7 separate regions of the Homo sapiens genome follow, and all the other regions are linked to region 4. A link is a loop called in an ENCODE intact Hi-C map of the cell type or tissue named here. Cell type or tissue: endothelial cell of umbilical vein. All regions are shown on one strand. Region 1 has its middle 150 kb from the start of LETR1. Region 2 overlaps MCTP2 (multiple C2 and transmembrane domain containing 2). Region 3 has its middle 18 kb from the start of LINC02852. Region 4 has its middle 81 kb from the start of LINC02852. Region 5 overlaps LINC02852 (long intergenic non-protein coding RNA 2852). Region 6 holds the start of LOC105370988 (a long non-coding RNA gene). Region 7 has its middle 260 kb from the start of LINC02852.

Evidence for each region. A loop is a pair of places that touch in the nucleus more often than their neighbours do. Peaks named below come from ENCODE experiments on the same cell type or tissue, not always from the same donor. Only the 100,000 strongest peaks of a DNase experiment are listed, where the experiment ranks them.
Region 1: it touches region 4 in a loop (15-fold over the local background); 3 of 110 quality-filtered maps call a loop at or near these places.
Region 2: a loop joins it to region 4, with 4 times the contacts of the local background. A loop is called at or near these places in 11 of 110 quality-filtered maps.
Region 3: it touches region 4 in a loop (4-fold over the local background); 3 of 110 quality-filtered maps call a loop at or near these places.
Region 5: it touches region 4 in a loop (7-fold over the local background); 7 of 110 quality-filtered maps call a loop at or near these places.
Region 6: it touches region 4 in a loop (2.1-fold over the local background); 3 of 110 quality-filtered maps call a loop at or near these places.
Region 7: it touches region 4 in a loop (10-fold over the local background); 17 of 110 quality-filtered maps call a loop at or near these places.

What each region holds. Positions count from the first base shown.
Region 1 is chr15:95,174,393-95,178,392 of GRCh38, reverse strand. No RefSeq gene overlaps it. Among named protein-coding and RNA genes, the nearest start is that of LETR1, 150 kb to the left of the region's middle. In endothelial cell of umbilical vein, no CTCF peak of the experiment used is centred here; DNase peaks (open chromatin) are centred at 1,042, 2,002 and 3,372; H3K27ac peaks cover 2,830 bases.
Region 2 is chr15:94,411,330-94,415,329 of GRCh38, reverse strand. The region is part of intron 17 of MCTP2 (multiple C2 and transmembrane domain containing 2); the gene reads right to left. Among named protein-coding and RNA genes, the nearest start is that of LINC02852, 180 kb to the left of the region's middle. In endothelial cell of umbilical vein, no CTCF peak of the experiment used is centred here; a DNase peak (open chromatin) is centred at 2,159.
Region 3 is chr15:94,605,472-94,609,471 of GRCh38, reverse strand. No RefSeq gene overlaps it. Among named protein-coding and RNA genes, the nearest start is that of LINC02852, 18 kb to the right of the region's middle. In endothelial cell of umbilical vein, no CTCF peak of the experiment used is centred here; a DNase peak (open chromatin) is centred at 2,041; H3K27ac peaks cover 2,875 bases.
Region 4 is chr15:94,668,480-94,672,479 of GRCh38, reverse strand. No RefSeq gene overlaps it. Among named protein-coding and RNA genes, the nearest start is that of LINC02852, 81 kb to the right of the region's middle. In endothelial cell of umbilical vein, CTCF peaks have their summits at 543 and 1,867 (motif pointing left); DNase peaks (open chromatin) are centred at 489 and 1,829; H3K27ac peaks cover 2,219 bases.
Region 5 is chr15:94,583,375-94,587,374 of GRCh38, reverse strand. It overlaps LINC02852 (long intergenic non-protein coding RNA 2852), which reads left to right. Exons shown (of 3, transcript XR_932641.4): 2 at 2,550-2,621; 3 at 3,330-3,863. Among named protein-coding and RNA genes, the nearest start is that of LINC02852, 3.9 kb to the left of the region's middle. In endothelial cell of umbilical vein, no CTCF peak of the experiment used is centred here; a DNase peak (open chromatin) is centred at 2,264; H3K27ac peaks cover 1,979 bases.
Region 6 is chr15:94,790,642-94,794,641 of GRCh38, reverse strand. LOC105370988 (a long non-coding RNA gene) reads left to right here and starts at 3,473. Exons shown (of 3, transcript XR_932644.3): 1 at 3,473-3,835. In endothelial cell of umbilical vein, no CTCF peak of the experiment used is centred here; a DNase peak (open chromatin) is centred at 2,231; H3K27ac peaks cover 754 bases.
Region 7 is chr15:94,843,008-94,847,007 of GRCh38, reverse strand. No RefSeq gene overlaps it. Among named protein-coding and RNA genes, the nearest start is that of LINC02852, 260 kb to the right of the region's middle. In endothelial cell of umbilical vein, no CTCF peak of the experiment used is centred here; DNase peaks (open chromatin) are centred at 1,757 and 2,367; H3K27ac peaks cover 3,787 bases.

The sequences.
Region 1 (4,000 bases), 510 kb before region 4:
CAATTGTTGCTAAATCAGAGGTAACATTTTGTTAAGGATCAGAATATTTACCTGATTTTTAAAATGGCTCCCCACAGACTACTTTAAGTTGACTATATATAGAATAATTTTAAAGTGGAGAAATCAAATAGCTGGTTGAACAGATAATGTAAACTAATATTACCAATGGGGAACAAATGGATATTGGTTTCCTCAGATGTGATACCATGAGAAAGCACATCTCTTACATACTGCTGTCCTAAAATATCTAACCTGAATATAATCATAACGGAACATCAGAAAAATCCAAAATGAGGCCCTTTCTATCAAAAAGGGCAAAGACTGTATTTTTCAAAATGTTAATGGCATACAATACACAAGATAACGGAATTTACAGATTAAAGGAATATGAAGAGCTCCGGCAGATCGATGCAATACCTGACCTTTATCTGGATCCTGCACTGAAGGGAAAACATGTTATAAGTAATATTAATAAGGTCAATTGAAAAAATTTGAATATGGATAATTGATTAAATAAAATAAACAGTGTAAAATTTACTGAATTTGATAACTATACTATAGTTAGATATAATATCTCCATTCTTAAGAAAAACACACCAAGCAACTTAGAGGTTATTCACCATAAAGTATGTAACTTACCTTCAAATGGTTCAGAAAAAAAATAAAATATATATTTTGTGAATGGGTACATATAGAGATATACCTACATACACAAACATGGACAAAGAAAAAGAGCAAATGGGATAAACATAATATACAATGTAAAGAATGGGCAGTGTGGCTAAAGGGTATATGGGTGTTCTTTGTATTAATTCTTCTAACTTTTCTGTGCATTCGAAATTACTTCTCAATAAAAAGTTTAAAATTTAAAAAGAAAAATATTTTATCGCTTAGACATCTTCAACTAGCTCAGACCTTAGCCCATTATGTTTGAATGGGTAGCCGCAGCTCCCCTGATCCTCCCCACCCCTATCCCTGCCCCTCCCTGGCTTCGTCTAACATTCTCAGATTGTTCTTTAGTGCTCTCCAGTGGTAATTTGGGGATTTTCATATCTTTACATTTGTCATTCTTCTGCTGCTTTTCTTCCTCTTCTACAAAAATGCTTACATCATTTTGTTCTATTGGTTATTTATTCTCACTTATTTGTAACACATGCATAATATTCTAAGGGATGAATCATTACAATTTAATTAAGTACTTTTGTATTTTTGGACAGAAGGCTACATCTATTTTTTCCCTCTAATAAATAGGAAATTTTTGTTGAAAATAAAGTTTTGTCCAGATTTTTTTATTGTTGCTTTAAAGTTTTAGAAGTATAATTCCTGGATTAATGGATATGGAGGTCTTTTTAGAAGAAGCTTAATACATATTGCCAGATTACGTAATAATCCAGTAAGAATATATTTTTGTTAAAATACAAAATTTGCACACACCTCTAGAGAACAACTTAAGGACAAAAAGGACCGCATTACAAAAAGATGTTAACTGTTAGTACTAATCATATTTTTGGTGGTCATGTTAATATTACTGTTTTGAGACAGATCTAGGGGGTAATGTGGAATAAAGAGAACAAGTAAGTGATATTCTAATCCTGTCATCCTTACTGATCTTAAAAATCACAAGTCTTGGTGTGAAACAGAGTACACGAGGTTCACTAATAATCTCATAGTCCTGAATTTGAATAGGAAGTATTAATAAGAACTCCTAATGTATTTTATCCTATAAACAAAACATTTTATTAATTTTTCCACTAAACAGACACAATGATCAACCCAGTAACAATGAGCACTCCTAGCTCCCAGATTGCAGTCTCTTAGTACAATTCCCTACTAGAAGGAACCAGCTCATCTTGGAGAAACGGCTGATTACACAACTGGAGTAGGAAATATACAAGATGATGTTAGAACATATGGTTATACCAGATATCAAAGAGACTATGAAAGACTGCCAAGGTTATGTTCAAATGACTCAGCAGCCAATGTGAAAAGATTTATTTTTCAATGTGAGAAATGGCTGATTACATGACTGGCATAGGAAATATACAAAATGGTGTTAGAACATATTGTTATACCAGATATCAAGGAGATTATAAAAGACTGCCAGGGTCATGTCCAAATGACTCAGTAGCCAATGTGAAAAGATTTGTTTTTCAAAAGGTAGAGACATGACTAGAGGACTCATCCAATGGTATTATAGGTTATATTGAAAAGGAATGACGTTGTGCTATGTGTACTGCCCTTAGAAGAGCTCTAGGATACACTGCGAAATCCTTAAAAAGGGCTAGGCATGGTGGTTCATGCCTATAATCCCAGTGCTTTGGGAGTCTGAGGAAGGAAGATTCCTTGAGGCCAGTAGGTCAAGACCAGCCTGGGCAACATAGTGAGACCTTATCTCTACAAAAAAAAAAAAAAAAAGTTAAAAAAATTAGCCAAGTATGGTGACAAACACCTATAGCTCTAACTACTTGAGAGGCTGAGGCAGGAGGATTCCTTGAGCCCAGCAGTTTGATGCTGCAGTGAGCTATAATCATGCCTCTGTACTACAGTCTAGGCAACAAAGTAAGACCCCCATCTCAAACAACAACAACAAAACGAAAACAAAAAAGAAAACATAAGAAAACTAAATTAAAAATAGAGTCATTAAGCAATATATAACATAAAACAGATGTAATATTATACTTTTTATACTGGTAAATATTCTGTGATAAATCAATTTGGTTTTAAGATTTTGCAAATTTTCCTGGCTAGTATATATTCTTTTAACTTGAGATATTATAGTAACTATTATCAGTAGTTTTAGGACTAGATTTTGAGCCTCCGTGGACAAAGATTATGCACATTTGGTGAGCTATTTGGCATTTGTAACAGTTTTATGCAAATAAATACATAAATGATGTTAGTAGATGCACTGACAAAAATAGAGATGTGTTAATCATATTTATTAAGAGGGAGGTTATTAAATCTCTTAATTCATGTAGTTTTCTCCTTGTTTGTATCAGAATCACATATTTGTTTTATAATCAGATAAATAAAACAAGGTAAAGAAGAAATAAAATGGAAAAATATGCGAGAAAGCTTAAGAATATGCCTCGCACACATCACCATCTGGAACCAAAATATTTTCACCATGCCAATGTTCACTGAACCAATAATTCTCTCTTGACCAATATGTGAGTGGAATGGATAACTTCCTATGAAGTTACTTCTGGTTCATTGGCAAAGAGCAGTCTATTGCACAACTGAGTGTCTGCTTACCTCCCTCCCATATTTTTATTTACAGGACAAGTACAAAATCATTTGTTGCCGATTAGAAAGAAAAAGGAAATTCCAGAGAGTTTCTCAGAATGACTTTTATTTTGATGGACATATTTTAATGAACCAAATTTATGTGAAAGTTTGTCCTGTTAAAAGTTCACAAAAATATCATGCATGATTGATCTCAAGACTGTGCCTTGATCCAAAGACAACACACAACAGCAGTCAAACATACATTTTATGGGCTTTTGCCTGTTTTGCAATAACACCGGAAAACATTATTTAATTAAAATTTAAAACCGTAACTGATTAATTTTCTGAGTAAACAATCCCTGTAAACATGGAATGTCAGCATTTTAAGGCTCCACGAGTATAAATTTTACTTCCGTTGCATAGACATCTGGGAAGGACTTTGGCACAAGCAAAAAAGGTGACAATGTGACCTGGAGGAGAAGGGCTGTTTGGAGACCTTGCACGTTCTGTAATGTCACTCCTGTCCATGAGGCTGAGGCCCAGTCAGGTGTAGGAAAGCTGCCCTGTCCTGTGTGACTGTGTTGGCATGGGCAGCTGTCACTCCATCTACAGCTCTTTGCTAGCTGTAAATTGCCGGGGGTGGGTGGTGTCCAAAAAGCCCAGCCAGTAGCTGATCCTGCTGCGGCCTCACTGGGACAATGAGGAAGAAATTCTTAGGAATTTGGTTGTTGACATGGCTGTGCAGAATTTAGACTGAGCACTCCCACTGGGT
Region 2 (4,000 bases), 260 kb after region 4:
ACACCGTCTAGGTTACTTGATCTAGTGGTCTCAGTGGAAAGACAGATAAACTTCAACTGCAGGCAGAAGACAAAAATTGACAAGGAGCGTCACCTTTCCTGACTGTTTAAATCCTTTAAGGAAGTGTCTGAGCAATTAGAGAGGGAGTGTAATCTTTGCAGAGTGCATTAACACTCTGCGACCTCCCAGACAATAGATCAGACCTCAGACACATAATGCTTCCCTAAGGCTTTTTAGCCAGTGTATTTGATCTCTTAGTCACTCCTGTGTTACTGTAGGTATCATCCACATAGAAGGCATTATTCATGAGCACTACTGTCCACTGACTCTCAGGCTGGACTGCAGTCAAGCAAAAAGCAGGAAAGACACCATAATTCTCTGCAGCACTTCCTGTATCTTTAAGATGGAAGCTGGTGGTAGGTCCAGATCTCTGGAAAATATTCTTTCACATTTATCTTTAAGCTACGAAGTCTGTAATGTAAAAAAGTGTATTAGCAACATTAATACCCATAGGTCATTAGATGATCATGGGGCGTGAATGGAACCAACCCCCAAAACATGCCACACTTTTTGTTTGTAAAATGAACTTCATAAGAGAGTCATTGGGAAAAATACCATGAGTGATAAACAACACTGGAATATGCAAAAGAAAGCAAAGGGGGAAAATCAAATAAAATCCTTGCACTGCAAGCTTTTAAATCTTCATCTATCCTGCAGGTTACTCTGCAGGACACACTAGTCAGGCAATAACCTATTTCCTGATGAACACGTCCTGTTCCAACTGCTAATCTCACAGTGGAAGCTTGGCTTTTACCATTTATTATAAACATTTTCAAGAACTGCTTACCACGATGTATTTTTTAACGGATTAGATTTTGGTCAGCTGCTAACAGAGCAGAGAACTGAATATTTTTTATATGAAGGCTGCAAAATAGGTTTTCAGAGTGTCTGACTTGCATTCCACTCCTCTCCCTCATGAGTAATTGGAAGAACAATTGAAACAGAATATAAGAAGGCCAGAGGTTTCTTTTCTTTCTTTTTCTGCCTCTTCTATTATATCATAAAAAAAATTCTGGATCCAAGGGTACAGCATATAAGACATTACTGGTTTGAACTTTACCATAAGACTTAGGGAAATGTTCAGAAGAAAGGCAGAGACTGCAATTCACATAATTTGCTCAAGACCATCACAGTTATCTGTTGATGACACTCAACATCTAAAGCCTAAAGTGTTTAAACCAAAATAATTACATTTTCTTAGAATCAAGGCAGCTCCACCTTGAAAATGTACACTGCAAAGGTTTTCTAAATGAGACTACAAGAAAATAGGAAAGTTGAAAATTAGTTTTATCCTTTAGAGTTTGCATTTTCAGATTCAAACTTAAAAAACCATAAATGAATATATATAGTCACAAAAAGCAATTTAAAAACTCTTGAACCTTAACTAGCAGAAAAGAAAGATCTCCTGTCTTCCAAATGCTTTCACTTTGCTTTGACAATGCCTCATGCCCAAAATAACTAAAAGAATTGAAAAAATGTTATCATATTCACTATGTATTGTCTAATGTTAAAAATATACATATTTATGTTTTGTTTTTATCCCTAGATAAAATAGCTTTCAAGAAATTTGTGATCCTAGTCACATTAAAACTAACTTGAAACACCTAACTAAGGGAGGAAATGGCCTCTGGAAGCAACTAGATTTGATACTATGATATGAAGGAATGTCTCTGTGAACACACACACACACACACACACACTCAGCGTCATGCCTAAGCAAGCCATGTCACACCCAAGAGCAAAGGCCTTTATAGAAGTGAAACCTAGCCAATGACATAAGCATCAAATTTTAGCTGCAGGTTAAAGAACGTAAAAATGAAATTAAAAAAAAAAGAAGCCTTAAAATGGTTATTTTCCTAATGAAATCTGTACCAACTGGGCAGTAATCTGGATCTTATTTCTTCTGCATAAGGAAGAATGTGCTACAGAATATTCAAGAAAATTATTATAAAAACAGAAAAGTACACAACATGAAAATTTGAATTTTTTTTACTAATGTAATAATTTCTGCTTATAGACGATTGTATCAAATTAAAAATAAATTGCTGAAATTAAAATCCCCAAGAAGTAGCCCACAGAAATTTACCTTAGGATTTTATCATTTATGAGTTTCTATCGCCACCTGCAGGACTATCTTTAAGTAAACTCAAGCGATTGCCAAGCTATTTGTTATTTTTCTTTCCTTTTCCTTTTTTCTCTCCCTCCTCTTATTCCCCAACCCTGTTTTTGATTAAATTTCCAGGAAATCAATTTTTTGAAAACATGTAGATTATCAAAAATGTAAAAATCGCCAATGAAATGCAAAATCAAATTTGCCGAAAGAGGTGCAGTTAATGAGGCCACAGTCGGCTAATTTTTTTTCACAGCTAAACACACTATGCATTTTCCTATTGTGAAAAGTAGAATTTGGGGATGGGGGTAATGAATTAGCCTATAAAAGTTTCCTTGCAAAAAAAATTGAGGGTCTCGGTGATTTCCAAGGAAAACTGCTCTTGCTATGGGACACAAAATGTTTATAATTGCATGTACCTAGCTTAACCCAGAGCAGAAGAAATGTGGCTATTAACAAAGGCATACTTAGCTGAAGAAGCAATACTCTATTCCTTAAAGAGAAGACAATGTAAGACAAGGCTTCACTAACAGCATCGCTAAAGCCTAATAAAGAGCAAGGTTTTAGAGCAGAAGTCAAAACTTAAACACCTCCCAAACACAAAAACACCGTTCATCATCATCATCATCCTTGTCATCATTGTGATCATCGTTATCATCTTCATTACTCTCATCACCATGGACACAACATTTTGATGAGGAAAATTCACCTGTTCCAACGGAAGAGTCAGTCAAGTGAGCACGAGGTAGCAATACAGATTTACATCTCCCTACGGCATGTTACCACTCTGAATAGCAACTCCACAGACTCACAAACTATTTTTACTCAAATGTAAGACCTGAGGGAAAATGTACCTAAAAAAAAAAAAAGCAGAGTCCAAGGATCCTGTGTATATGCAGTTTGTACTCAAGAACTAAAACCGTAATTTCAAAGTTTATGACTATACAAGCCGTGCATTGTAAAAGTAGTGTAGGACTGAGAATCCTCTATTCAAACAAATGAGGAGGCCTTGGGAAAATCACTTTCTGAAGCCTGCAGCTTTCTTCTTCCCCTCAGACTGACCATGAAAGCCCCTCCTACCTCATTCTGTGGCTCCATCTTTCCTATATTAAAAACAACAGCTGTTGGGTCTTGCCTAACACCAATGGGGCCCACAAGTATATTTCTGTTTTGTTTTGGGTTTTTTCCTTGACAAAATGAAGCATCCCAGACAATGAATTAAAACAGAAATTTTAAAGAGCTTGGGAAGCAATAGAAAAGTCATTTTAAAAGGCCAAAACCAATATGGATTTAGGTAATAAGAGAATCCCAGGGAGACTAGAACAGTCAGTAAACACTGTGCAAGAGCAAGGCTTAGATGATTACATATTGAACCTGATTTTGATTAAATATCAAAATCTTTTTTTTTGTATACGTGAGATGGGGATGATCAGGCTTTATAATAAAAATCTCCCTCTAAAACACATCTGTTATTTAAAAAGCCAATGACACAACCCCTAGATAAAGGGAGCAGTAACAAAACACACCTTTCTAAATCATAAATCAAATGGCAAAAGTACAACACGCTGTAGTAAACCCTGACCAGACCACAAAGAAGGCTTCTCTCCATAAACATCAGATCAGGCAGCTAGAACGATTACTGGGCTCTCTAGTAACTGTCACCTGTGGTGGGTCTAATTACAGGCTACCCCAGCAAGCACGCCCACATCACACAGCAATAAAAGGGCCCTCCGCTTGCCAAGCACAGCCAGACAATGGCGAGCACATGCCACCTGATGGGGAGCCCCAAAAGATCAGCCAGAGAGACTAATAAAAATGACAGCTTAGAAA
Region 3 (4,000 bases), 63 kb after region 4:
CCTTATCTGTTCTCAATTGCTCTTTAATATCACTTTGATATCTTTATTTGCTTAATTTCATGTCTTTGCATTTTTTTCAGGGAATATATTAACTGTAGCTAAGTCAGTCTTCTACCAACCTAAATATATCCTTTTTAATAATAATAATAGTTTGTAGTATTATTATAATAAAGCAAACATTTTTTGAGTTGTCTTTGTGCAGCTATTAGGTTAAGTACTTGATTATCATCACCATAGCCGAAGGAGTCAGATGCAATTTATTTCTTGTTTATTGTTAGAAAATCTGAGGCACGTAGAGTTTAGAATAGCTTGCCTTAGATCATATGGATAATAAGTATAAGAGCTAAGATCTTTTGCCTCTCAAGTGCGGGCCTCTAACCATTACACCACATAAGAATCACCCACATAAACTTCAGAGAGGAAAACGCCAGAGGCAGAAGGGCATGCTGGAGGAGAGACAGGGCACTAGCCCTGCCTCTATTCCTGCCTGCTCCTGGGCCCTCAGTGACCTGGAGCATGTCCTTCTCTGGAATTCGCTGTGCGCTCTGGTTAATAGGGCAGCACTCATGAATTCTAAGGTTTGTCCCAAATCCAAAGCTTGTGCTTTCCCTTCCAGGTTTTTAGTCAAGTCATTTCCCATCGTCTTGACTTCCTTTCCCAGCTCACCCACACGGCATCCCTCCCGTGATGGTTTATTTTATGTGTCGACCTGGTGAAGGAATGCCCAGACAGCTGGTAAAACATTTTTTCTGGGTGTGTCTGTAAGAGTGTTTTTGAGAGAAATCAGGATTCGAATTGGCAAACTGAGTAAGGAGATGACCCTCCCCCACATGGATGAGACTTCTCCAAACCTTTGAGGGACTGAATAGAACAAAAAGGCAGAAGACAGACAAATTTGAGCCTTTTGCTTGAGCTGGAACATCCATCTTTTTATACCCTCAGATATCAGCATTTACAGTTTGCCAGCTTTCAGATTCAGACCACAAATTACACTATCTGCCCCCTGATTCTCACGGGGGACTTTGAATTATACCACCAACTTTCCTTTGGAATTGGACTGAATTTTACCACCAACTTTCCTGGTTCTCCATCTTACAAATGGCAGATCATGGGACTTCTCGACCCCCATAACCATGCGAACCAATTCCTGTAGTAAATCTCTTCCTATCTGTCTTTCTATTTACTTATCTATCTCGTATTCGTTCTGTTCCTCTGAAGAACCCTAGTATACCTCCACCCATGGGCCTTCATTGCCTCATTCCCCCACCTTCTATTCCCTAATACACAGGCCCTTTGACTTTTTCTTACCCCTCATTCCATCAACACATTAAGGACTATGATAAACAAGCCATCGTTTTGCAGTGATTCAAATACAGCCTTGCATTTTCTCCAATTATTTTCTTCTCTGTATCGTTTCTTCCAAACTTGTTAGTACCTTTTCCTGAGTGGAACCTAGCCTTTTCCTTATTTTTTTACCCAAAAGTTTCAATGAAGACATCGATTAGTAAAATCGTATGGTTTTCAAGGGAAAACTACCATGCACAGCTCATTGCATCTCCTATGTGAAATTAGAGCCCAGTTTCTGCTACAGATAACTAATATATTGTTTATTAAAAGGTACTGATTTTTACAAGCAAACAAAAAGTAAGGCTGACTGTCAATTTCTGTCTCACAAAGGAGGTTTCTGGAAACATGTTTCCCAACCTGAGATACCTGAGATTCTAAATATTTTCGATAATTCGCTTTGCCATTTGGAAGATCTGAAATGCTTGTATCACTTTTTTTCTAACTGTTCCTCCCCTCCCCTTCCCAGTGAAGGCCAACATAAATACAGGATGAGAGGAGGGCGGCGGGGAGCTTGGGAGGGAGGAGGATGGGAAAAAGAAGAAGATTTCATATCAACATTCAGATTTGATGTACATTATGTGCAGCAGGATCCAGGAGGTAGAGAGGCCGCCAGCTGGGGTTTGTGGTTCCAGAGGAAACAGCTGTTTTGAGATTATAGGAACAAAGGAAGTGTCAGGCCGGAAGGAGAGCAGGAAGCCACTTCAGCCCCTCTGAGTTTTTGTGGTAGCTCCTCCTTGTACCAGGGCTGTGAGACCTTCGCACGGTGTTCTCTAGGACAAATTAATGTGAGAAAATAATAATAAAACCACGAAAACAGAATTTGATGGGGTTTGTCATTTGGCTTGGTTTAAACAAGTGGTTACTGGTTGTGTAAGCTTGACTCACAACCCTGCTTTCTCATGGAGCTATTCCCCCTGCCCTGGTAGCAGGCCATGGAAGATTTCAAAAACAGCTTCTTACTGTGGGAATGAAAATTTGTTCATTAAAGATGTTACCTTTTAAACTCTCTGCCTCCTACAAACAGCTTTAGGCTTCTCCCACACAAATGTCTCTCCTCTCTCTCTTGTATAATAGGGAACTCTTTTAAAATATCAAGTAATTAAAGCTCTTCATGGGTGAACTCACCCATTGAGAGGAATCCTCCAGCACACGAAATGGTGTCTGTATCAAATTCTAAATCTGTCTTTTAAAAAACCCAACATATTTTTCTGATTTTTGGCAGTAAGAGACCTAATTTTGTTCCAAACGCGATACACTTGCCTTTTTTTTTTTTCCTCAGTGGGTTTATATTCTCCAGCTCCATTTGGGTGAAAATTTCTGTTATCCAGAATGAGTCAAAGACAGATTAAATAGCTACCTATATTTAAATTTTCTCCCATATTCAATTGTAATTTGTGTTCCCAGATAAATAGAGTGAGGAACCAAGATGAGGGAAGGTGAGAAGAAATGATGATAGGAGACAAATGGAGTTGTCTTTTTTTTTTTTTTTAATTGCCTCACTGTTACTGGGAGGTAGTAAAAAAGAAAAGGAAAGAAAAGAAAAAACCTAGACAACACACTCAAGCCCATGTCTGCTGATCAGACTGTGATGTGTTTGACTTTAATTTGTGCAACCAGCCCCCTCTCCAACCTAGTGCAGATGCCATGTCCTTTTAACATCAGCAGCCACTGGCCTCATTCTCATACCCTGAAACATGTTCCCTGGAAGTATCTCACAACCAGCCAGGGCAGAGAAGCAACCCTGCATGCAGTGAAAAGCAAATTGTTCTTGTGTTATACTTAGGCAATTTTGTTTTCCATGAGGTGTTTTAGTTTTCTTTGATTTGGGGTTACATATAAACAAAGTTATGTTTAAGAAATAACCATGGAGAAAAGCAATGATCAGAGAGGAATGGTTCCATTTCAGGAGCAATGTAATACTTGTCTCCTGGATGTGAGCATGGACCATGTGCAATTTCCTTTCTCTTTCAAAGAAAATGGTGAGAAGACCAGTTCCATCAGCACCTTTGCTGCCCGGGAACCCAGGTATACATTCAATTCAATTCATCAATTTCTCAGTTAAAGTCATGAGGTGATTAATGTAAGAGGCTTGTCCTGAAGCTGTTCACTCATATTGGCTTCCAGTCAAAGATCGAAATTCATGAGCACACCATTCAGAACATTTTCCACAGGAGTTGACTCTATTCCCCTCTTTGATGAAGTGCCATTTCTTCTAAGGGTAGGGCAGTCACAGTTAACTAATAAGTTACCTCAAGGTTGTCGACTTCGCTGTGTTGTTTCCTGTGGGAGACTGGGAATGAAAACTCAAAAAGACATAGGACCATGTGCCCTTAGGGCTCAGAGGGACTGGAGATGTCATCTGGCTCAACAGAAGCATGTTATGGAGGAAGAAATGGAGCCAAGGGAGACTGAGTGCCTGTTCAAGGTCCCAGGCCTGAATGGCAGAGCTGGGCAAGACCCGTATCCCCTTACCACTCGCGAGCCTTTGCCACAGCTCAAGGCACATTTCTCAACGCATTTTACCTACGTGGGCAAAACAGATCGCGGGTTCTCCTTGATGAGGCAAAAGACTAAAACGATGGGCCAGTGACCGATGAAGGGTGGCAGGAGAGCTCACAGATGAGAGGGTGGAGAGACAAGAGAGGTCCTGGGA
Region 4 (4,000 bases):
CAGTACGATTAGAGAGCTGCCGATAAGAGAATGGCCATTGGTATTCTATGGTTTCAGTGTAGTCTGAAAATTAAATCCCTATGAAAATAATATATCTCTTCTCCTCTCCCCTACCCCCTCCTCCCTAGAAGCAGCTGCTTTTCACATTTAAATGTAGCAGTGGTAACAAGAGCCTCTTTTATCAGCTACTCCTATTCATAAGGCATTAAAATACACGCCGTTTCCTAATCCCTAGTGCAGCTCTAACAGGGGCTTCAGCTTTGTGCTGAAATAGCACGTATCTTTTAAAAGTAGCTGATGGAAATCATCTTCCAAACCGAATCAGTCTCTTAAAAGCAGCTCTCCCCAAGCACAGAACATAAATAGAGTCCAGGACACAGTGTGTGTCCAGCTCCCCTCTCCACTGTAAAGGGTTTGGGAAACAATGGCTGAGTTTGTTTATAAGTAGCCCAAGCGACTTGGCAAGCTGCTTCCCTCCTCTCTCTTCCCTCCCACCCCAGATCCCATACCCATCTTTACAGCAGCACCAGTTGCAGCGCCTCTTCTGGGAAAGGCATTGCTACTTCTGTGTAAGCCAATAGGCATTTGCTGAGCAAGGTCACTTTCAGAGGCAGCTCTTTCTGGAGGCAGCATCTACAGGAACGGTGGGCCAGGGGCTGGAGGCATGGATCAAATAGAAAATCACCTGGATTCCTGGTTAATCCACAGGCCTCAAGAGGAGTGCATGCGGGGCTGGTGAATTCCATAACCATGAGAGAGCTATTTTGTAGGCAGGTAGCTGATAGAAATGTACACAGCCATATGACACATACGTATATATATATAGTTTACATATAAACACAAGTATACACATATTTGTCCGCATCAGACAGTACTGATTCCCTGCACAATCACCTAGAAATAGCATTAGAAGCACTATTAACACAGAGGGAACATTTCAAATACAAACAAGAATAAGTAGCCTGAATTATGGTTAACTCTTGTGGCTATCGTTTTATTGAAATTACGTCCTGAAATTAACTTTTTCTTATATGTTAAAATTAAGGCTGGCCCTTTAAAAATAATTTATTTTTTGAATACTCAAGCTTTCATTCCGATATATCTGTTTTTCTATTTTCAGTAAATTAGGGGGTTTCTAGTCTCTGGTTTTATTACTAATAAAGAAGAGAAAAAGGTAGCAGAAATGTTTGTTGTATTTTGTGTTCAGCTTTATGTTTATTTTCTTTCAACTGCTTATAGAAGAGATCTCAGGAGGAAAAAAATACATCACATTCTTCTAACATTGTTTTACTCAAAGTTTTATTTTAGAAGTGTAATTATTTTTTTCTCATGGTAAGTAAGTGTTGCTAGAAGTGTTTTGGAATTTTAAGTTCCTCTGGCAGATATCTGTTTTTCAATTGCTGTGAATCTTTTTTTTTTCTAATTCTCTCTCTCTTCTTGATTTGAAACTGAAGTGCTGATGAATGTTCTTTGCCTTGTACAATAGATATCTTTTTACTTATAAAATGCCACAAAGTTATAAATTAGGAGGACTATCTACATGATAAGATTTTCTCCCTCCCTCATGTGCCAGCTAAATGTTGAAGAAGGCTGATAGGAACAGAAATAACATGTTCAAGGGAGAAATAATCCAAATAAATATATACCTTCATTTCATCTCTTTTGAAGAAAGTGTCCATCTCACCAAGGTTGTAAGGTTTTTAATAAAAGCAGAAAACTCTTCAGGTAATTATAAACGCCCTTTAATACTATTAAAGGAAAACGTAATTCCAATCATTGAGATTTATTGGAAATCTTACTTTCTGAGGCAGTGGCAATTATCTCTGAATCATGGAACCTGACTGCCCTCTTCTGGTTATAAACAGAAATAGGAACAGCCTGGAAGAATTCTATCACTGACAATAGGGTTATGTCTAGGAAATCTACGATAATAAGGAAATGTCCACATTCATATTAGAATCTGTGCCTGACAGGAATTAGAAACTGAATAATCTAACTTCCTCATGGCCCAGAATACAATGCTTTCTAATTGTTTTTTGACAGCAGTTCTGACTTTTGTACTATTTTATTTTATGTTTGGAGCCCTCAAGTCAGACCCAGGTGTTCAACTAAAGCTAAAGTGAAGAGCAGTAATTACTTTAAAATGTCCACAACTTTTTGAAAAACTGATATTAAGGGCAGCCAAGCATTCATAAATATTGCATTTGGGTTGGAGAAGAAATTCACTTTTATCAAAAGCTCAAAAAGTAATAATTGTCAATAATTAACTAGACTATATTTTAGAGATTAAAAGGTAACATAAAACTTTTCTCATATAAAATTAAACATAATGAAAATAACTATTATGTAATGCCATAATTACATGGGATCTCACTGGTTACTCGATAGAATGATCAATTGAGTAATCTTAGATCCATCCATTTTCTCCCTTAATCTGTATTAGGTGACATGATTTTCCATGTTCATACCATAATTAAAAAGCTTTGAATTTCTTTCTTTTTTTCCATTTTACCGCTGAAAAATGGTATAATGAATTCGGGATGATTGATAATTCTAGATAGAGGATCATTAAATGCCAACAGAAAAAAAAATTATGTTCAATTATAATTGTGATACTACGTCAAACAGATAGAGGAAATCCTAATTCTGAGCTCTATTAAAATGCACTTATTTCAATTTCCAGTTGCTATGTATGTCCTATTAGCAGCCTGACATTTTGAGTAGTACACTAATTCATATGAATTGGGTTTGAAATGAAAGCTTTCAAGTCAAGCTTTATGGAACACTGAATGTGCGATAAGCCCAGAATTAGCAAGAGAATGAGGTGATACTTTTTCGCCAAGTGAGCTTCTTGTATGAAGGCACAAAACCCGAATGCTCCGAATTATAAAATGCTTTAATTTCAAGGACCTCGCCCATAAGTAAAGCACACGTCGATTTTTCTCTGGAAACCTATTAAGTAGTTAGAAGCAGATAAAATTCTAGTCTGCAATTAGAAAATTAAAGGTCAGAGGTTAAGTGTGTGCCTTGCCAGGTAGGTCTCAGATGGATCTCCACCTGTCAGGTGTCAGGGTTGGGAACACATTTCAAAAGATCACACAAAGTGGGCTAAGAATACATGTAACTGGGCAAAGCTTACATCAGGCCAAGCGTAGCAAAAAGAAAGCAAGGCCCCCCCCGGTTTTCTAGGTGTCCCCTAGAGAAGCTGTAGGACTTGCAGTGGGATTCTGTGTTCCAGTGACCATTCCATCCTCCACAGCTCTGCCCTCCATCCTGCCTCATGTAGGTCTCCTTTCTTTCTTTCTTTCTTTTTTTTTTTTTTTTTTTTAAGACTGAGTCTTGCTCTGTCACCCAGGCTGGAATGCAATGGTGCCATCTCAGCTTACTGCAACCTCCGCCTCCTGGGTTCAAGTGATTCTCCTGCCTCAGCTTCCCGCATAGCTGGGATTACAGGTGCCCACCACCATGCCCAGCTAATTGTTGTTGTTGTTGTTTTTTAGTAGAGACAGTGTTTCATCACGTTGCCCAGGCTGGTCTCGAACTCCTGACTTCAAGTGATCCGCCCGCCTTGGCCTCCCAAAGTGTTGGGATTACGGGTGTGAGCCACCTGGTGCTCAGCCCATGTAGGTCTCTTTTGACAGGGCAAGGGTAAGAAGAGCCTTGAGGAGGATGGGGTGGGCTGGTCATCCTCAGGCATCAGGCTCTTAGGGGCCTGCACTTTGCAGTTGTCAGGGAATGCTGGCTGTGCACACCTGGAGAACTCAGGTAGTAAGGTATTGCAGTCCCCTGTGTGAGGAAGAGCCCTTTCCTGCTAAGAGTAAGAGCTGCTGTTTCTGGCTAGCTTGTTGTCCAGGCAACCCAGAATGGGCCCCCAAGGTCAGGTTTGGCCAATCCTGCTCAGGCACCTGATTGCATTAATAGAAGAGCACTGCACTAAGGGTCAACTTCTTACAGAGCTCTGCCGTTTTGTGATCACAAGAGAACTACTTCTCCTTTACCT
Region 5 (4,000 bases), 85 kb after region 4:
CTGAAAACAATAACAGACATTTGCTTTGCTCACAAATATGCAATTTGGGTCAGGCTCATTAGCAGTAGCACATGACTGTTATACACAGGGCAGCTGTGTTAGCTCCACTGAGGTCTGGAAGTGAGTTATCTATTCCAAGATAACTCACTCACACAGCTGGCAGTCCTTGCTGGGAACTGAGGTGGGGCTGTTGGCCAGAGGGCCTCAGGTCCTCTCCAAATGGGCCTCCCCATGAAGCCCTTTGGCTTCCTCAAAACAGGGTGGCTAATTTGCAAATGCGAGTGTTCAAGACAAGAAGAAGAAGTCATCAATCTCTTAAGGGCTGGTCTGACTGTTAGGAGTGAATTGTGTCCCCTTGAAAAGACATATTGGAATCCTAACTACCAGTACCTCAAAGCATGACCTTATTTGGAAATAGTATCTTTGTAAATATAGTCAAGTTAAGAGGTAGTCATTAGGGTGAGGCCTCATCCGACGTAACTAGTGTCCTTAATACAAAGGGTACATTGTGACAGAGACACAAATGTGCACAAAGAGAAGACAATACAAAGACTCACAAGGAGAATGCCATGCAGAGATCAAGGCCGAGATGGAATGATGCATCTACAAGCCAAAGATGGCCAGCAAACCATCAGGATGTGCGGAGAGGCATTGGACAGAGTCTCTTTCAGAGCCTCAGAAGGGACCAACTCAGCCAACACCTTATCTTGGACTTGCCACCTCCAGAACTGTGAGACAATTAATATTGTTTTTAAGGCCCCCATGTCTATGGTATTTTGCTATGGTAGCTCCAGGAGACTAATATACTGATACCACATCGCTGTTGACCAAAGCAGTCACAGAGCCAGCCCAGAGCATCAAGAAAATTCTTGGCCATCTTTAAGGACCACAGATATGGAAGCAGAGGCCATGGCTATCTTGTTTTTCACTACTTCACCACTGCCTGGTACATGAGTGGTGTACAGTGGATCTTTGTTGAAAGAAAGAAGAGGTTCCTCATTTTTTTTCTGCCTCAAATTGATTTAAACCTAACCTTCCTACTGTAATATTTCTTTCTAAAACATTCTAGTTTTTAGTACACAGACAAAAAAGGTATCATGATGGTTAGTGGCGTATGTTTCACTTCTACATTCTAAATTACAGTATTTCAAAGAAGTGTGTAGCCTACTATCCTCTGAGCCTCCACCTGCTGCCCGTGTACAGGCAAGGAGACTCGGTATGGCTGGAGCCCTAGGAATTGGGAAACTGTCAAAGAATCAGACCAGCACTGTATTTCCAGCCTCTTTTCCCATTAGGGATATACACGGACCTCTGAGTTCATCTGAGAAGCTCTTACTGGAAAGCTGATGCTATGTGCATATGGCTATGCCCAGGAAGATTACATTTGGCCAAGACCTCCTCATGGCAGGACGCAGAAACAGTGTTATGCTCCACAGCTCCCAGAATTACCAAAACAGGAGGAGGAGAAGGAGAAAGAGAACAGAGAAAGAAGGGGAAGAAAAGGAGGAAGAAATGGGAGGACGAGAACAGTTATTATTGATTAAGCCCCTACTATGTACCTGGTACTTTACACATGTTGTTTTATTTAATCGCCACAAAATTTTAATGCCGCAGGTATGAAGCTCCCTGTTGTACACCTGAGAAAACTGAGGCTCATAAATTACTGACTTTGTACCCATATCACACCATTAGAGAATGGTGAGACTGGGATTTAAATTCAGGTTCATAGAACTCTGAAAGCCACGTTTTTCACCATGACGCAGAACCAAGCAGAGTGGAGGGGTCAAGTTTATACCACACAGCCGTGTGCTCACATGGGAAGACCAGAGTCAGGTACCACGGAACGAGTCATTAAAAGTCACCTGCTGGTGTATCAAAAGTGACAGAAAACCTGGGGCTCTGGAATCCCTGTTTTCTATTTTGGAATATCCAGCTCATTCTCCTAATTCAAAGAACAAATTTTCCCAAAAGTGCATGAAATCCCACTGTACAGTTTCATACCAATTCACACACACACTTCCTCACTGAGTGCGATTTTTCTTAAATATACTATTGGCACTTTCTTAATAACTGTGGTCTCTTGGGAAAGTCATGTGAAAAATATCTGTTTCTATTTAAGACAGACAAAGGCAGGAGGAGAAAGGGGGCCCTCTCATCCCAGTGGCGTGCTGCCTTTTCCTGCCCAGCATTTCTTTCCACAACCGTTCGGGCCCGAGACATGTGATTCATTACACTCCCTTTCGCCTTCTCTCCTTGATACTTCAGGCCTGGCAGTTTGGAGGAAGAAGGAAGAGGGAGAGGGAGGGATGGGAGACAGGAGGGTATCGCTGATAAGCACAAAGACCCAGCCAACTCCGGAAGCCCAAGCTGCACACCGCTAAGAGGAGCTGACTTCCAGCAACATGAAAAGATGAGTGAGGAGGCGGCTTACGGGAACTTCCTTTTCTTGTGGTGTGGCCGGGTCATAATGGTGCTGTGGTTACACAGCAAAGGCTCATTAAAACAATAACTAAACCACAAGTGCTATAACTAAGAATTCTCTTTTGCAGCACGCTTTGCTGAAATAGCTGGAGAATGGGTCCCTGTCTCCTGCCACTTACTCGCCCTGCTCCTGGTGTACGGTAAGATTAATTTAGAACAGAAAAGAGGAGCAGAAATCCCTTACATCCTAATATAACTTTCCGGATGACAGTGAAGAGAGGTTCAGGCGCTTACATATTCAAGAAAAAGCATTGTAGATAGATCTTTCTGGATCATAAGGAGGTCTCCATTTAGAGTTAAATTCCACGTTCAGAGTATAATTTTCTTTGGGCACTATAGAAGTGCCGTAGCTCATGCTATCATGAAAGAATGGCTGGCTGCATTTTCAAAATGCTTCCCTAGGTGGTACATGCATTTGAATTAGTGAAAAAGGTAGAAATGAAGAGCCAAAGGCAAGTAATTCAATATAACCAATTGGCATTTTAAAATTTCACATTTCCCTAGCACCTTTTTGCTTAACTCATCTAAAATTCCAAACAGCCTCTCCCAGGACAGATAAAAATAACCCTATAGTTCCAACAATATAAGATTATAGGGGGATTTAATCCTAAATTGTCCATTTCTAAAATGTAAGTATGACCGAACTATAGGTCATTCAAGCTCTTTTTCAATTATCATATAACTGTGTCTGGCAAACATACTTGCTTATTCCCAATCCCCGAATTGCAATGGTTTTCTATTCAGTACCAACTAACATGCAAACTTTCTAGCCTGGCCTTGAAGATTCTTTAAGTTCAGGTTCTGGCCCACCCCAGCTCTCAGCTCTTTTCTCTTACACTTCCCAACAGGCACACCGCATGTGCTAAAGTGGATTTCTCATCCTGCTCCAAGTTAGCCAAGAGCATCTGTACAACCACTGGGAAGTCAACTTCACTTCAGATCTCGCCTGCACCTCTCCACCTTATGGTCTGCCCAGGAGCTAATGGATTTGGAGATGTAGCAGACCTGGAGCTAACTCTATCCTGCCGCTTATTAGTGAGGCAGTCTTGGGCAGAGAGAACACTGACTCAGTTGAAAGTGCTCAGAAAGTCTTGACCTCATAGAATTCTTGCAAGTATTAAATGAGAAAATGAATATAAAAGACTCAGCAGAGCACGTGACATAAAATAAGGACTAAAGAAAGAGAGGATGTTGTTGCTACAAATATTACTACCTCCAGTTGTCAAAATCCTTTCATCATGCCAAAAGTTAATCCAAATGCAACCTCCAAGGTTATTGTATTTGGAAGCGCTCTTTCCCCTCTGAACTGTAGAGCTAAATTGCATAGAGGGGATTTCTCACATGTAGCTATTCCATGTAATTATTTTAATATAATATAAAAATAAGAATGTCTAATACTTATATATGTGTTCATTAGTACTCTAAGCACTTTACATACATTATTTCATTTACTCCCCACAGTACCTCTGTGTGCCTTGTACTGTTATTATCCCCATCTTACAGATGAAGAAACTGATAC
Region 6 (4,000 bases), 120 kb before region 4:
GATCCATTACCATCTTAAATGTGGCCAATGGCCTCCTCTGCAAGCTGAGTCTGTGTCCACTTGGCCTGACCCACTTAGCATTCGAGCACCTGCTTGCTTCTCTGGCATAACATGATAGGCTCCTGTGATTTCTTTACTAAGTAGAACAAATAATGACTATTAACATTTCACTGAAAGCAAACACATACCTTTCGTGCTATTACCAGTGTTTGCTTAATTAATGTTATTTTTTGAAATTAGACTTCTGAATATAGCGGATACATATCAAGCCTCAATGTGTCTGTCATAAATGGCTTTTGTGGAGAGAAATTTGCTTACCAATAAAATCTCTACGTGTTTGTTTTAATTCATTTGAATTCAAAATTGACTTTTTAAGATTCTTGAGAATGTGAACTACATCTTATTCTTCTTTGTCCCGGTACTAGGTGCAGTAAGTGTAGATGCTCAATTAACATTTGTTAAACAACATTAAATACCTGCACAGCTCTGTCTGTGTGTGTGCCTGTGTGTGTGCGTGCATACATGAACTGAATTGAAATACCCCAGAGTGAGGATGCCAGGAGGTCTGTAAGTTAACAGAAACCACATTTCATCTTTATCTTTTCACTTAAAAGCTGATTGGCCTCTGATTTTCAAGGTTATCACCCTTGTCTGCGAACTGAAGGGGCTTGAAACGCTCCTTGCAAATGCAGTTGTTGACTTTCAAACAAGGATCTTCTCCCTGGCTCCTGCTCCTGTGACCCACCCCTCCCGGAAACCAGTGGGTTTCTGAGTGACTTATGCTTCAGTGGCTGAAATGATTGGAGCTGACTCAAACACTACAGGCAGGGCTCACAGCCACACGCTCGGCCTAACTTATGTAAACATGTCCTGATGACAGCATTCTCCTACCCCATCTGCAGCTGCAAGGGAATCCATTATTTTTCCAGTCCCCGGGGAAGAAAAAGGTCTTGGGCATCATTACTCCTAGGCAAATGTAACTGACTCTACCGCATACCTTAATTTGCTTGCCACAATTATAGGTCACTCACCCGCTTTGTTATTTTCAATGACTCCCACCCCCCCGCTTTTTTGTTCTTATCAATAATAAATGGAGCCCTTGGATCATGCCACTGTAATATTTGGATATTATGCAAATGCTAATAATAACAAGGTAGCATCAGCAACACCCTGGTTTTATCAGCTGGTCAGATGCTCTATTAGGCAGTCAGTGAGGAGTTCAAGCAAATTGGTTATGTTAATGTCCTGTAGTACTTGGAAAAGACGAGGAGTTGGCAATTAATTTTTTCCAAGCTGCAAGCCGACAGGCAAATTTATATTCCTCCCTCTCTGTGGGATCAAGCTAAGAGAAGGTGAGGTAGAAAAGTGAGCTTCAAGTAGCTTTCCAGGATCTAATTGAACAGTGCTAAATAAAGCCTGGAGAGCAGAGGCAAGAGGGGAGAGAGTGCACCCAACAATGGGCAAGCGGTGCTCTTCCCCATTCATTCCACTGACAGGGCTTTTGCAACTTAAACCTGTTTTATTAATTATGTTTGACATTTCCTTAATTAGTTTCATTTACATCCCATCAGCCCCTACCAGACGATTGCTCCATACATCATTTTACTAGGGTAGTGTGATGCCTACAGAATTATAACAACAACAGACAATTTTATGTAACTTACAGGAAATTAGTGGACAGTTCTTTCCATTTTACATGGTTTTATAGAAAGGGGTAGAGGAGAATTCATCTGGTAGTTTTTTTTTTTCCACATGAATTTCTAACCTACACTAATACATTCATAAAGCTAAAAGTATCCAAATCATAAATTTATATGCTCGAGTTTATTATCCAGCTGTAGGATTTACCAAATCTTAAAAACTGCTCATAAGTTTAAAAAGATATAAGCCTACATAAATGAGGTGGAAACACAAGCATACCAGGAATTGCCTTAGTCCTTGACACCTAATGTCCCCTGCTCCCACTTCCCAAGTGTACCTATTTGCTTCTTACCTGGGAACTCAGCCAGCACTCAGATACAGGTGCCCCAGGGTTACCAAGCCCTTAGGTATAAGGTTGAGCAAAATTAAATTGATTGAGTAAGTGGATTAATGAATGAATAAAATGGAAGCCCCAGGTCCTGATTTTATCTGCCAAATTCACTTTGTGGATATGAGTCATCTAACTCTCTGGCTTTGTTATAAGAGTATGGAATGATATAGTGTATATGACAGGCGTTTATAAGCATGAAGCACTGTGCTCATCTAAGGTACTATTTTTGTTGGCATTATCGTTGCTCAAGTCTTAGGTCTGCTATAGAGGTGCCTTGCAGTGCTCTTGCTGCCTGCAATTATGAGTCAGTGCTTTAGGAGTCTGATTTCTAGCCCACAAGCTTTTTGCATAGAGCCCTAAGCTTTATGTCAGCTTCCCATCTGAGATCCTGATTCCAAGATAATGGTCTTTTTGCCCATGTGGACAAATGGCACCTTCCCACTGTTCTTTGTCTTGATTGAGTTGAAGTTTAACTCTGGCCTTATTGTACCTTCCCGATCCTCACTTCCATAGCCACCTCCTTGTGCTTGGTCAGAGAGAAACAACCAACTTCCCTCTCTGCCCAGCTTCCCCGCATATGATGACTTCTTACTACCCAGGTCACTATATTTGCATGAAACTTATATTCAGAATCAATAGAAGATGAATATCTTTGTCAAACTGTATTTTGCCAAGTGACTAAGGACTACAGACTTGTTTATTAACACTACCAGTTAACCAAAACCATGTTAAATGTGTCTGACTGATCACTACTACTACTAATCCAGCTTACATTGTTTTCACTCCCAAAAGCTACCATGATTTTTGATTGAAATTATGATGGAGGGTTATGACAGCTATTGGTTTTACAATGTTTTATTGGGCAATAGCCAATTGGTAATGCACAGGACAGCTCTTCAGAACCCGGGCTGCGTGTTTCAGCCTGAGCTTCAAAGACATGAGTTGGCACTGTTTCCAAGTAATGTACCTCAATCAATTAATAACTTCTACTTATGCTAATCCATAACACTTTAATAAGTACCTATGAACCACAATCACCACATAATTCTTCACTGAATGTATTAGACTTTATATGAATACATCTCTTCTTTTTTTAACCACCAAACAGCTCTCTTTCTTTCTGAATCTATCAGAGAGAAAGATCTTTGAATTATTTTCTGTCTTAGAGAAATTGGTGGTTCTCTTCTTTTCTAAAACGATCTGTGGTATGAAATTGTCCCTTTATAATTTCTTAAGTATCCTCCTCTCTCCAGATTTCTGCTATTAATTACATCCATATTTCCTTTTTACTAGAAATAAAAAGAAAACTGCAATTTTCGTCTATGAGCTTTTCTAATTGCTAGTCTATTTTTCTATTGTTTTCACTACCAGAATGAGTCATCAATATCTGCTGTAGCTTGTTCTTTTCTCTGATTACCTTACAGACTCACTCATACCTCTACCATTGATGTAAGATTCCTTAACATCACCACTTCCCTTCTAATTAACATCTGAAATCTCAATTCTTAAGCCTGTTTTTTGTGACTTTCACGTTAAATCAGCCCATCTTTCTTGACACAACTTTTTCCTCTCCTCTTTCTTCCTTCTTCCAATCCATCAAAAAAAAACAAATTAAGAGCCTACACTGTACAAGTAACAATTGTTGAGGGTTCATCATAAGGAAGGTAAAATTCTACTTCTTTAAGAGCTGGAATGACTGGATGTGCAAACACGACATGTGGAGAAAGAAGCGAGTGCTCCAGTAAACGATGGTCTTTCCTTCAAAGACAGCCAGCATTTCCACGGTCCTGTTCCCATGGTAAGGTTAGTGTTTTTCTCCATGTTTCCCTGTCACCAGTCCTGTTTATTCCTTGCATTTTTTTTTCCTCCAAGTCCTCTGTTATCTAACAAATTCCTAATTACTGGCTATTGGTTATTGTTCTCTAAGATGGTTTTAACCTTGACTTTTTTTTTTCAACTTTCCTTGTC
Region 7 (4,000 bases), 170 kb before region 4:
TAAAAGACAAGAGTGTTTCGAAGCATTTAAACCTCTCCTTTTTTTTTTTTCTTTTTGAGACAGAGTCTCACTCTGTTGCCCAGGCTGGAGTGCAGTGGTGGGATCTCGGCTCACTGAAACCTCCACCTCCCGGGTTCAAGTGATTCTCATGCCTCAGCCTCCACCGGATGCTAGGATCACAGGCACACGCCACAACAACCTGGCTAATTTTTGTATGTTTTGTAGAAATGTGGTTTCACCATGTTGGCCAGCCTGGTGTGGAACTCCTGACTTCAAATGATCCACCCACCTCGGCCTCCCAAAGTGCTGGTATTACAGGCATGAGCCACCACGCCCAGCCAACATTTGAACCTCTCTGTAGTAATCTGACCCCAAGGTGAAAGTACACATATGAGATTTCTCATGTGTATTCTTCCCCCATATTATATAGCACTTATCAAATCGAATTTTAGTTATTGGTCATTGTCTTTCAGTGAGTTACTGCTTTAGGTACGAAGAGTGTCTTATTCATCCGTGCATCCTCTGTCCCCAAAGAGCATTTGGACCTTACTGAGAATTCAGCATGAGTTAACTGGGGTGACCTCACCTGCTGGGGTTGGGGGGCGGGGGGTTTGAATAATGTAGGAGATTGGGTTGGCATTTCTCTAGAACAGCACACAGGGCCCAGCTTTACACAAAAGAGACCCAATCATTCATTAAAGGGTAATTTAGGCCACATTCACCCAACTTGGATGAAAATTTCCAGAAAATGGAAATTCTGGCTTATTGTCCAGGTTGATTAATCGGTTTCAAATTTATTGGTGCTCATTTTGCTTGAATACTTGCCATAGACATGACAACATGTCCCTTTCATAGAAACGACAAATTCCACTTCAATTCCACAGCCCTTCATCAAAAACCCAGAGACAGCCTAAATCCTAAATCGTGCAGACAGTCATTAATACAGCAAAGCATATGCGTAATGAAGTCATTTGCTCCTCTGATCTATGAAATTCGGCTCGGTTACAAGCTTCCCTAGATAACCCGTTCAGGAACAGCAAGGGCTAGACAAACGTCCTGCACTTCAGTGATCAAAAAAAAATTAAATTAAAACCCAAATCATGGCAACCCAGAGGTGAAAAAATAAGTTGGAAGGCCTCATTTCAGAGTATGGACTCAAGCTGGCAAGCCAGGATTCTGATCTGGGCTGCCTCATTTACTACCTCTCTACCAGCGTGGTTTCTTTTATGTCCTCCTTTCCTCATCTAGAAAATGAAGATAAAAATACCACGGAACTCACAGGGTTGTTAAGGAGCGTAAAGAGTTCATACAGTTGAAACTCTTAGAATAGTGCCTGGCACACTATAAAACTACATCATTTTAGAATTAGTACCAAAAAGACGAAAAAAAAATCTGTTAGGCAAGGGATCTTCAGAATGCCCCCTTTTAAGAAATTCAAAGACGCCCCCTACCAAAAAAAAGTAATACATTTTTTAAGAAGCTGTCATAGTAGCTTGAGAATCACAAATGGTATCAAGGGCCGTACGGAAACAAAGAGGAACTTCTACGAAGGGCTTGAGATATTCTTCTCCGGCCTGGTCATTACATTAAAAGCCCTCTCCGTGCAAAGTGACTGCGCCGTCTGTTTGGCCATCGATGGATAGATAAGCGGCGGCAGGATGTGTTAATTTCTTGTTAAGCGCGTGTGCATGTGCACCCGGCAAACAATAGGCTCCAGGAGGCAGAGCTGCGCCGCCCCGGCCCCCACCGGCGCCCCATTTCCGGACTCTTGGCCACACACATCCCCCCTTTGTTTTCCCGGGGCCGGCCGCGCGTGTCGCTGCCGCGGCCACCCCACCAAGCTTTTCCGCCGGCCGCGCCTCGCCAGGAGGCCGCGAGGTCGCAGGGAGGAAGAGCGGGAGGAAGCAGCGGGCGGCGGCGGCGGGGCCTGGCCAGGGGGCGGCGGGCGACCGGGGGACGGGGGACTGGCGGCCCTGGGCCCGCGGAAGCGCCGCCGCCTCCCGCCGCGCTCGGGGAAGGCCTGCGCGCCGCGATAAGGCGCTTCCCCGGCCCATTGTCTGCGCGCCGCGGACGCCCAGTGAAAGTTCTCCGGGCCCGGCGGGGCGCGCAGCCCCACCCGCACCTGGAAGCCGGCGCCCTCCGGGGACGCTGGCCACTGTGACCCCCACCCCCGGCCGCCCACCCTCCAAAAGCGGAAGGGCGGAGGGGTCGCCTCTTGGGTGTCACCGGCCGGCGCACTCCAAAGGACTTTTAAAGGAGCTTTGTTAAACGGATCCTAAGTCCAGCTATTTGCTGGGGAAAATGCCTTTGGCTTCGGGCCAGGGCAGGTCCTCTCAGTTCTGGGAGAGTCAAGGCCACTTGCGTTTATGAGCCTCCTGGTTAATAAGTTACAAAAAGAAAAATGAAATGTGGAAGCAAGAAGTGTCATGTTGTACAAATTAATGTGCTTAATATACATACACGAGGGACACACATAAATATAATTTTGCTATTTACTAGCAGGATTTTTAAAAATGCCAGCTTTAAATTCCAAGCAATTGTGGTTGGAAATGAGACACATGTTGAAAGTTGCGTGATGTGTTTTTTCTTTCTTCATTCCGTTGAGTGTATAGCTGAGACCGTGTAACCTCATTTGGAGGTCACTGACGTTTTCAGTATAAATTTGAGACTCTTTATGTATGGCAGACCAGGACCAAGGGACTCTAATCCTTTACCCCCCACCCATGCCCCAGGCCGGAACCAGGATGAGCTGATATATGTGTATTTTTTTTTCTTCAGGGTAGCAGCATTTCAAGCCCATTCTCTCTATGTTGGCTGCTTCTGTGTGTTTGCCAGCTCTACAAGGATGTTCGTTACTGATCATTTACACAGAATACGGAAATAGCATAGAAAAGAACATCCCATTCATTCATACATCTATTATATATTGGACTAGTCCTATTATGTTTATTTCAAACAACCTGTCTATCATCTACTGCATGTAATACTCTAAATGAGCTTCTCTACTACAGTAAGGGCCTTTTAAAATACAAATGTCTCAATGGAAAAATATTCATCATCTATAGCACACCTGTCTGGCTGCCCAGTTCTAGCCCTGTTTGTTCACCGTCTTTGAGCTATTTGGTAACTCTGTAAATTATAGGTAACTGATAGCAGTGTCCTTTCTAGGATATAGTTAACCGAACACCACCACCTCCCTGGTGGAAAAGTTTCGTCTCCATTTACAATTCATCTCAACATTCTTTTATACATTTATGTATATTCCATATACATTTATGTTCTTTTGACTTTTCCTTTGAACTGGTTATGATATCTGCCTCTTTCCTTCGTATTATAGCAGTAACAGACATTCTTTAATATGTCTTCATATTTGTATCTGTATGAGAGTCATGATTTTATCGTTTTTTGAAAATTATCTTTTAACAGGCTTTCCAGTTATGTGTATCACAAATCAAAGGGAAAACAGGAAGGAAAGGCAGGAAAAAAAAATTAGTGACAATTTTAGTTCACAATCAGATGTAGGAGGTAAATCCATTAATTTGTTCATTACATATATGGAGCACTACCTGAGGGGTTATGACTGTGGTATGCTAATGCAAGGCACTTATTGTCTCTCTGAATTATTTTTATTAACTAATAAAAAATTGGAGGTAGGAAGAGCTCCAGAATTAGTGCCAGATCACTATTCAAGTCCTGATAGTGCCACTTACAGATTGTGGCCCAAGCAAGTTACTTAATCCTCAGAGCCTCAGTTTTCTTAGCTATAAAATGGGACTGCTAATAATTTCCTGCCCAGGATTATTAAAGGAATAAATGAGATAGTCTTTGTGAAACTGCTGCTACTGCATCTCTTGCTTAGGGAATATTGGTTGACTTTATATTGTATTCTGTTCTTTATTTGGAGTAAATACTTGGGAAATAGCAAGATAGTGTAAGATATCCAAACTGAGAGGCTACGAATATATAGTAGAAACAGGAGTTTGAGGCAGACATAAATTTA